Regions from separate parts of the Homo sapiens genome. Here region 2 is linked to region 1. A link is a contact called in ENCODE Hi-C or POLR2A ChIA-PET data. All regions are on one chromosome and are shown on one strand. Each heading gives the region's core, a stretch centred on a gene start or an enhancer-like site at or near the end of the contact. The rest is flanking DNA. Distances are from core to core; before and after follow the strand shown. Region 1 overlaps CHN2 (chimerin 2). Region 2 holds the start of CHN2-AS1 (CHN2 antisense RNA 1).

What was found. A loop is a pair of places that touch in the nucleus more often than their neighbours do. ChIA-PET counts read pairs that join two places held with the same protein, here RNA polymerase II (POLR2A).
Region 2: a loop to region 1 is called in a map of A673, with 2.4 times the contacts of the local background. The contact joins the promoter of CHN2-AS1 here to the enhancer-like site in region 1. A Hi-C loop is called at or near these places in 2 of 168 maps with a recorded cell type or tissue (A673 and PC-3). POLR2A ChIA-PET finds 5 or more read pairs at or near these places in 2 of 52 experiments (HepG2 and activated CD4-positive, alpha-beta T cell).

The regions. Positions count from the first base shown.
Region 1 is chr7:29,283,851-29,287,742 of GRCh38, forward strand. All of the region lies in intron 1 of CHN2 (chimerin 2), which reads left to right. Among named protein-coding and RNA genes, the nearest start is that of CHN2-AS1, 77 kb to the left of the region's middle. Within about 2 kb of position 1,686, at least 4 of the 41 ENCODE cell types and tissues checked have a DNase peak (open chromatin) inside an H3K27ac peak, as active enhancers do; they include PC-3, where a contact is called at or near this core.
Region 2 is chr7:29,207,223-29,211,114 of GRCh38, forward strand. It overlaps CHN2-AS1 (CHN2 antisense RNA 1), which reads right to left and starts at 1,748. Exons shown (of 3, transcript NR_120522.1): 1 at 1,591-1,748. All of the region lies in intron 1 of CHN2 (chimerin 2), which reads left to right.

The DNA of each region.
Region 1 (3,892 bases), core at 436-2,935:
TCGTGATCCGCCTGCCTCTGCCTCCCAAAATGTTGGGATTACAGGCAGGAGCCACCGTTCCCAGCCAAGCTCTTTTTTTTTTTTTTTTTTTTTTTTTTTTTTGAGACACAGTCTCACTCTGGAGTGGCTCACTGCAACCTCTGCCTCCCAGGTTCAAGCGATTCTCCTGTCTCAGCCTCCCTCCCTGTCTGTAGCTGGGACTACAGACATGCGTCACCACGCCTAGCTAATTTTTGTATTTTTACTTATTTTATTTTTATTTTTTGAGACGGAGTCTGGCTCTGTCCCAGGCTGAAGTGCAGTGGTGCGATCTCCCCTCACTACAACCTCCACCTTCTGGGTTCAAGCGATTCTCCTGCCTCAGCCTCCCAAGTAGCTGGGATTACAGGTGTGCACCACCATGCTTGGATAATTTTTGTTTTTTAGTAGAGATGGGGTTTCACCACGTTGGCCAGGCTGGTCTCAAACTCCTAACCTCAGGTGATCTGCCTGCCTCGACCTCCCAAAGTGCTGGGATTACAGGCATGAGCCACCACATTTGGCCTAGGCAAGCTCTTTAAAAGAGGCTCCAGGTTTTCCCTAAAGAAAGATAATTGAAGCTCCAGATTCTTCTGCTGACCCTGAAGAACCAAACAGCCTGTTGTGAACAGCCTATGGGAAGGGGCCACGTGGCCAGAACCTGAGAATAGGCTTAAGGTTGCTCAGAGTGGTCCCTGGCCAACAACTAGCAAGGAAATGGGGACCTCAGTCATCAGTCTCAGCGAAGTGAATTCTGCTAACAACCACATGAGTTGAGAGGAGAATCCTGAGCTCAAGAAAGGAACACGGTCTAGCTGACTCCATGATTTCAACCTGGGAAACCTGGAGCAGAGGACCCAGCCAAGCCACACCTGGACTTCTGACCCACAGCAACTGTGAGCTAGTGAGTGGGTGTCGTTTTAAGCTGCTAAGTTTGTGTTAATTTGTTCTGTAGCAATAACAGATGAATGCACAAGGATCTGAACCTCGTGATTCTGGCTGCAGAGCTCACATGCATCCTCCCTTCTCCAGGCAGCCTCTTCAGAGACGTCATCTCAAAAATCACTAAATCCTGGAACTTCAGGGTTGAATGGGGAACTTTGATCTAGCCCAGTTGTTTAATCAAACTTTTCCTTTGCAGCAGATGGCCACTGTGCAAGCAGACTGGGGGAGCTGCTCTACTTGCTGTGGGGTGTGTGAGCCGCTTCTGTTCTTTGCACTCCTCTCCTTGAGGAATCTCTGGGGAACACAGTTTGAGAACCACTGATCTGATCCAACAACTCATCTTTACATTTCCCTCTACAACATCCTGACACCTTGTTCCTTTGGAAAGTCTTCTGTGGCATTGAAATCTGGCTCACCGTAATTCCCACTATTGGTCCAGGTCCAGTCATAGGTGATACACAGAGCAAATGGAACTCTTTTTCCATAGGAGAATGCATCACTCATTAAAGACAGTTCTCACGTTTCATGGAAGCCTTCTATTTTCCAGACAAAACATCTCCATGACCACAAAGGAGCTGCCAGTCCCTTCTCTCCTAGTGTTTGCCTGTGTTTCTCTTAGAGTCAGGTCAGGAACTAAGCACAAAATTTTTGGTGTGGTCTGCTTCACATAAAATACGGCAAGCCTAGCATAAGCCACAGTCTAAATATTCTGTTTCCATGAATGCAGCGTTAGACCACATTTGCTTTTTCGCAACCACAATGCAGTGCTGACTCATACCACACGCAGAGTCAATCAAAATTCCCTTTTCACATATGTGGTTGCTAGGGTATGTCTTCACCAACATGTACTTAGGTGTGTTTATTTTAACCTGAATACAGGCTTCACATTCATCACCATTGTGTCTCATCAGGGATCTGGTGCATATCTTGGATGATCCTGATTATGTCATCCAACAATATTGCTCTTCTCCCTAGCATCACCTCAACTCTCAATTGGACAAATATGCCATAAATATCCTCATCGGAGTTATTGACAGAATTTTGGAACCAGACAGGGCTGAGGTCAGAGCCCTCTAGCACCATATTGATGACTATTCCCAGTGTTTGGGTCCTTCAAAAACTTACAAATCCAACTAATTGTATCATCTAATGGCAGTGATCCAACTCATAAAGGTACCACCAGAAACATAATGAACTATTTCCTGGCCGCCAAGTACAGGCATTAAGTCCATTTCTCTGCCTTCCCAAGCCAGGAGGTCACTAGAGCTCCTCCTGCATGCCCACAAACATGTAGGAGCCTCTTTTCGAGGATGTGCCTCATACCCACCCTTTTATAGTTTGCTCCTCCTTAGATAAACACCATTCCCCCCCGCCCCCCATGATTCCATTCTCTCTCATCTTTTTTTTTTTTCCCCTTACTCAGATTCCCTTGGGAAAAGGTAAAGACTACTTAGAGGATACCAGTGAACCTTGGAGTACCTAAATGACTGTGGCAGGCCTCATCTTTATTTCAGAGGAGGAATCTTTTTGGGGTATCTTATCATAAGAAATAGGGTAGGGCTCCAGTGTAAAAGTCAGGACAAGTTGCATAGGTGGGAGGGGTGCAGGGAAAGGTGGGGTCTGCATGTGGGGATGGGGTGGGGAGGGAGATGAAGGGACAAGGCTGTGTTTACCTCTGAGGTTTCCGTGGGGCAGGGGCGAAGCCAGCGTCTTCTGCAGCCTTACCCTTTCTTCCTCTCATTTCACCATTTCTCTACCAGCCACACCTTATATTAAAACAGAGGGTAAGGGGAAAAATAAGACTTGCTTTGTAAAGTGGGGTCATTGTTCTTGACAGCACTGCTCCATGTGGCATCTTGGGATGGATGAGTTCCCAGATCCACCCTAAAGTGGAGATGCTGTGATTCCACAATTCCTTTAGAGAGACCATAAAGCCCATATGAGTGGGCTTGGTGGAGATAGTCTGCGATTATAAATATATCACAAGCCTGTCTTGGTTTATTTTTTCATATACCTTTCTCCTTTATTCACATTCATTTATATAAACGTGAAAGTTGCCATGGGTCTTATAGGATACCTATGCTACCTGAAGACCAAGAGCTTCTGTTTGATCATTGAAAAAGAAGTGTTTTAGTTGTGGTTAAATTTGACAGTGCAGCATTCACCTAGTATTCATTTACCATCTCTAATAACTATCTCCCTTCCCCTGGGGATGGGGACCCTTTTCTTCTCCTGTATTTTTAGTCCATTTGTTTCTGGTGGAGTCCCCTCTATGCTCTACTTTATACGGGTATGCAGCTTAGGTCTGGCCAATCAGAACCTTATATTCTCCCTTGTTTGATTCAAGGCACCAAGAGGGCAGAGAGACTTTTGCTGAGTCTCCTGGCAAAAATACGCTTGGTCTTCTTCACTGAACTTTTCAGGTTTTGAGGCTCAAGCCATCTGAGCCACCTTGCCCCCAGGAAGTGGGGATCTGAAAGAGGATGGCACTAACACAGAGAAAGTGGAGATGGGAGATGGAGGCAAACTGAACTCTGGGGGCATGAGGGGGAAGTGACTACATTCTAGACTCAGCCAGATTTCTTGGGTTTGAATTGTTCTGCCACTTACAAATGTGGTCACTCTATCCAGATTGGTCTCTGTGCCTCAGTTTACTCATTTGTGAAGTGGGAATTGTTATGATACCTACTCATGGAGTCTTAGTGAGGGTCAGGTGAGTCATGTGAAATGCTGAGAACAGCACCCAGCATTTGGTATGTACTATACAAGTGTTAGTCATCATTTGAGCCCTATGCCAAGACATGACTAAAATGAGACCCACCCCTTGATTTTTTTCAGCTCAAAGAACAATAAATTTTCTTTTGCTGATAGTCCGTTTGGGTTGTGTTTGTTGTCACTTAACCCAAAGAGTCCTAACTAGTAGACTCAG
Region 2 (3,892 bases), core at 498-2,997, 77 kb before region 1:
AAGGCCTTCCTGGACAGGATGCTTGCAATCAGATGGGAGGCATTTCAATCCCTACTCACTGATAACTTGCTCAATACATGGGGGTGCCCCTTCTCTTCCCCTTTTCATTTCCACATTCATCTTTTTCTGCAGCCAGCCCCTGACCTTCTCAGATAGTTCCATAGAGACTTGCTCTCTAGGGCTGGTTAGTTCAGCCTCCACTAGATAAATGCCTCCCTTCCCCAGTATCCCCAAAAGGCCATGGCACCCTCCTTCTCACTGAAGAATGAGGGAGAGCAGTAGGTCCCCTCTGCTAATGCTGGACAAAGCAATTAGTGCATTTCTTATGACTAGTTAATTAGCTTTTTATCCAGCTTTTTAAACTCTGGCCACAACTCTATGGCCTCGAAGTAGAGTGTGAGTCATCCAGGAAGCAAGTTTCTCTACTGTGTGCCTGATGCTCCTGAGTATTATTCGCACAGTGATGTGTCTGTGGCTGCCTCCATATGCCCCCACTTAGATGGATGCTTGTACAGACGTTTCCAAGGATATCATCTGCTGGCTCTTTTGTTGTTTCTAATCAAAGAACCGACACCCTTTGATCACAACAGATCACGGTATTGTACTACAAAGACTTTGTTAGAAAGACTTAAATTTTACACGCTTGTAGCTGTCACAGAGGTTCTGACAGTATTTACTTTTACCCCACACAAGTAAAGAAAAAATGCATTTGATCAGATCACATGGAAAATATGAGTGATTATAAATAGTAAATTTTCTAGAACCATGTATTGTTCACTGTAAGGAACCTAGTCAATGAACATTTTTTAATACTTGCTGGTTTTGAGTGCCAGGTTGTTGCAAAAGTCCTCTTCTTCCTCCCAAGTATAGAGACTCCTCTAGGTAGATAAACTTTCTGTTAATTGGAGGAAGATTGGCCCTGTCATGGAATTAATGAAGCTAAAGACAGACGTCTTTGGGGAACTGAGTCCCTGGGTAGCCACTTTTTGGGCAGGCTTCAGTATCCAATGGCCTGCGTGAATGTATAGGATGGCTGGCTCCCCTTCAAGTTGTTCATGGCCTTTCCTCCTTTTTCCCATAGGACACCTGAGACAGGCACCCCCACAAAATACAAATAAATGCCCCTTCACGGGAGTGTGAAGACAAAGCAAGTACTAGAACTTCTTCCTTAAGGTCTCATTCAGAGTGTTTTCCTGGCAACCCCTAGAGGAAGTGGGCACGGGCTACAGTGACTCTGTTGTTCTGTGTCTTCCCTCAGGTGAAATCTGGCCACCCTGGGCACCCTATGACAGCAGCACACGTGGGGATGATATTGTGCCTTGCGCTGGCCTCTGCGGTTCCCCTGACATATCAGATTTTAGACTTTGCTCCTCCTGCTTTCTAATGTCACGGGCTAAGCCATCTCTAACAAAAGACTCACTGTTCCTGGGACCTGCTGTTCACTCAAACTTTTCTCATGCTAACACCAACACATATAACACATTCACACCTCCTCACATCCTGACCAGACCATTCCAGGATGCAATTATTGTAAGGATTAGGACGTTTCACCGCAAATACAGAAAACTCTAAAACAAAGTGCTGAGGTACCGTGGTTGTAGACACTGCAGTATCTGGCTCTGTCTCCTTCTCTTAGCGCTGCCCTCTTGGTCGGGGGGCCTTGTCCTCAGCCTCACTGTCTTTACAGGGTCAAGATGACAATAGCAGTCCCCTGGGATCATATCTGAAACAGAGAAGGGGAAATCTCTTCCTCCTCACCCTGTGGAAGATAAAAAAGACTTTCTCAGACACACCTGCCCCACCCCCACCCCCCAGCAAAGTTCCCCTTGCCTCATTGGCTACAGCTTTGTCATATGCTTAGGTGTGAACCAATCACTGGCAAGGGAATAGGATTCCCTGGATGTACTTAGTCCAGTTGTGACCCCCTTCCTGGAGTGCAGATGGTCCAGCCTCTCCTGAAGGGGTGAGGAGGCCTGAACGGAACAGGGTTCTGTTAAGGGGGAAGAGGGAACCAAGAACATCCGCCACAATTATGTCATGAATGTCCTCAGCCCTTAGAGTCTCTAAGGCCACCAACAAAACACTGAGAATTCCAAGACGCATGGCCTCTCATAGTCAAAAAGCTTATTATAGTCTTAGTTGAGAGCCAAGCAATTAGTGCAACTATTCACTTAGTAATAATATCACTCCCTGAAAAAAATGTTCTGCTAACCTACTACATTAAGATGACTGACAACTCATATGTTGTTTTCACTTGTTAGTGCTTTATGGTTTGAAGCACTTTGTTTTATGGTTATGAAAAAAATATAAATCCATTAATTTAAAACTGGATAGAGTCTTTAGCTCTAATGAGAAGTAGGACAGTGAGGGTTGAAGGTTTTGATTCTTGACAGGCTTTAACATCCCTGCGCCTGATGTAAGTTGGAACTATATTATTAGAAAGGCAGGGAATAATAGTAGATGATTCAGCCCACTGCCGCTTGCTATGGGAGGGAATTTTTAAGGCTTTCATTTATGAGAAATAGTGATCATTAGCAGTTCTTTGTTTTTAAAACAGAGATTCCTACAAACGGTCAAGTCCAGTGGAATAAATGTATTGGTGCCTAATTGGAGAAATAATTTCAGGTTATTCCCAAGGAAAAGGGAACAGGCAGAGGGTTTTGGAGAGCAGATTCCTGTTTTTCAGTTTTGTGATGGGCCAGGGTGCGTAAAGATCACTGGATGAGGGGTCACGTGACCTAAGTCTATGGTAGTTCTTTCTCAGCATTTACTTTTTGTGTGTCCAGGGGCAAATTATGTTATCATTTTGTGACTTTGATGCTTATGTGTAGAATTATTAGTTTGGCCCAGATCATCTCTGAGGGTCTTAAAATTTTATGATTTTTCTGATCTGCCTGTTTCCTCTTGCCAATTTATGGTGCCTTGGTGGTCCCCCAAGGGAACAACCCTCTTGTGTGTAAATCAGTTACACTCACATATACACATATTTCAAATAGCAATTACCAGTGGCATCATTTGTTCCAGGCACCCAGCCTGTAAGACATGAGGACTGTTGGGTGTCTGTACCGTAATTGCTTTTCAGTCTTCACTCTTAGTAAGCCCAGAGGTAGTCCAAGTATGCTCCAAGGCGGTATCATACAAGCCTTTTGGAATGTGACCTACACTATGAAACCCAGCACGTACACACACAGGCACACACACACACCCCACACACACACCGTGCACACACCAATACTTCATTCCATATGTACTTATTATTTACCATGTTCCAGATTTTAGAGATACTGCAATGAACAAAACAGACAAAAATTCTGGACCTTGTGGAATTTCTAAATACAGACAGACAATAAACCAAAGGAACTATATATAATTTGTATATATAAATGTGTATCTTATATATATAATTATATCTAATTATTAATTTATATGGTATATTAGAGGGTGATAAGTTCTATGGAGAAAAATAAAGCAGGAAGGGAGACAGGAAATGCTGGGGGTAAGGGGGTCTGAGTGTTAAGTTTAGTGGTCAGAGAAGGCTTTACTGAGAAGGTGACACTTGATGGTGAGGGAGCCAGCCATGCAGATATTTGGAGAAAGTACATTCCAGACAGAAGGAACCGCAGCTGCAGAGTCCCAATGCGAGAGTGTACCTGGTGTGTTCCAGGAACAGAAACAAGGCCAGTAGAGTGAGAAAGGGGTAAATAGGACTGGCAGGGAGGAGGAGGCGGATCATGGAGGGCCTCGTAGGCCGCCCTAAGGACTTTGGCTTTTACACTGAGATAGGTTGTCCCTGGAGGGTTCTAGAAGACAGTGGCATGATCTGACTTAGGTGTTTTGTTTTTTTTTTTGTTGTTGTTGTTGTTGTTGAGACGGAGTCTCGCTCTATCGCCCA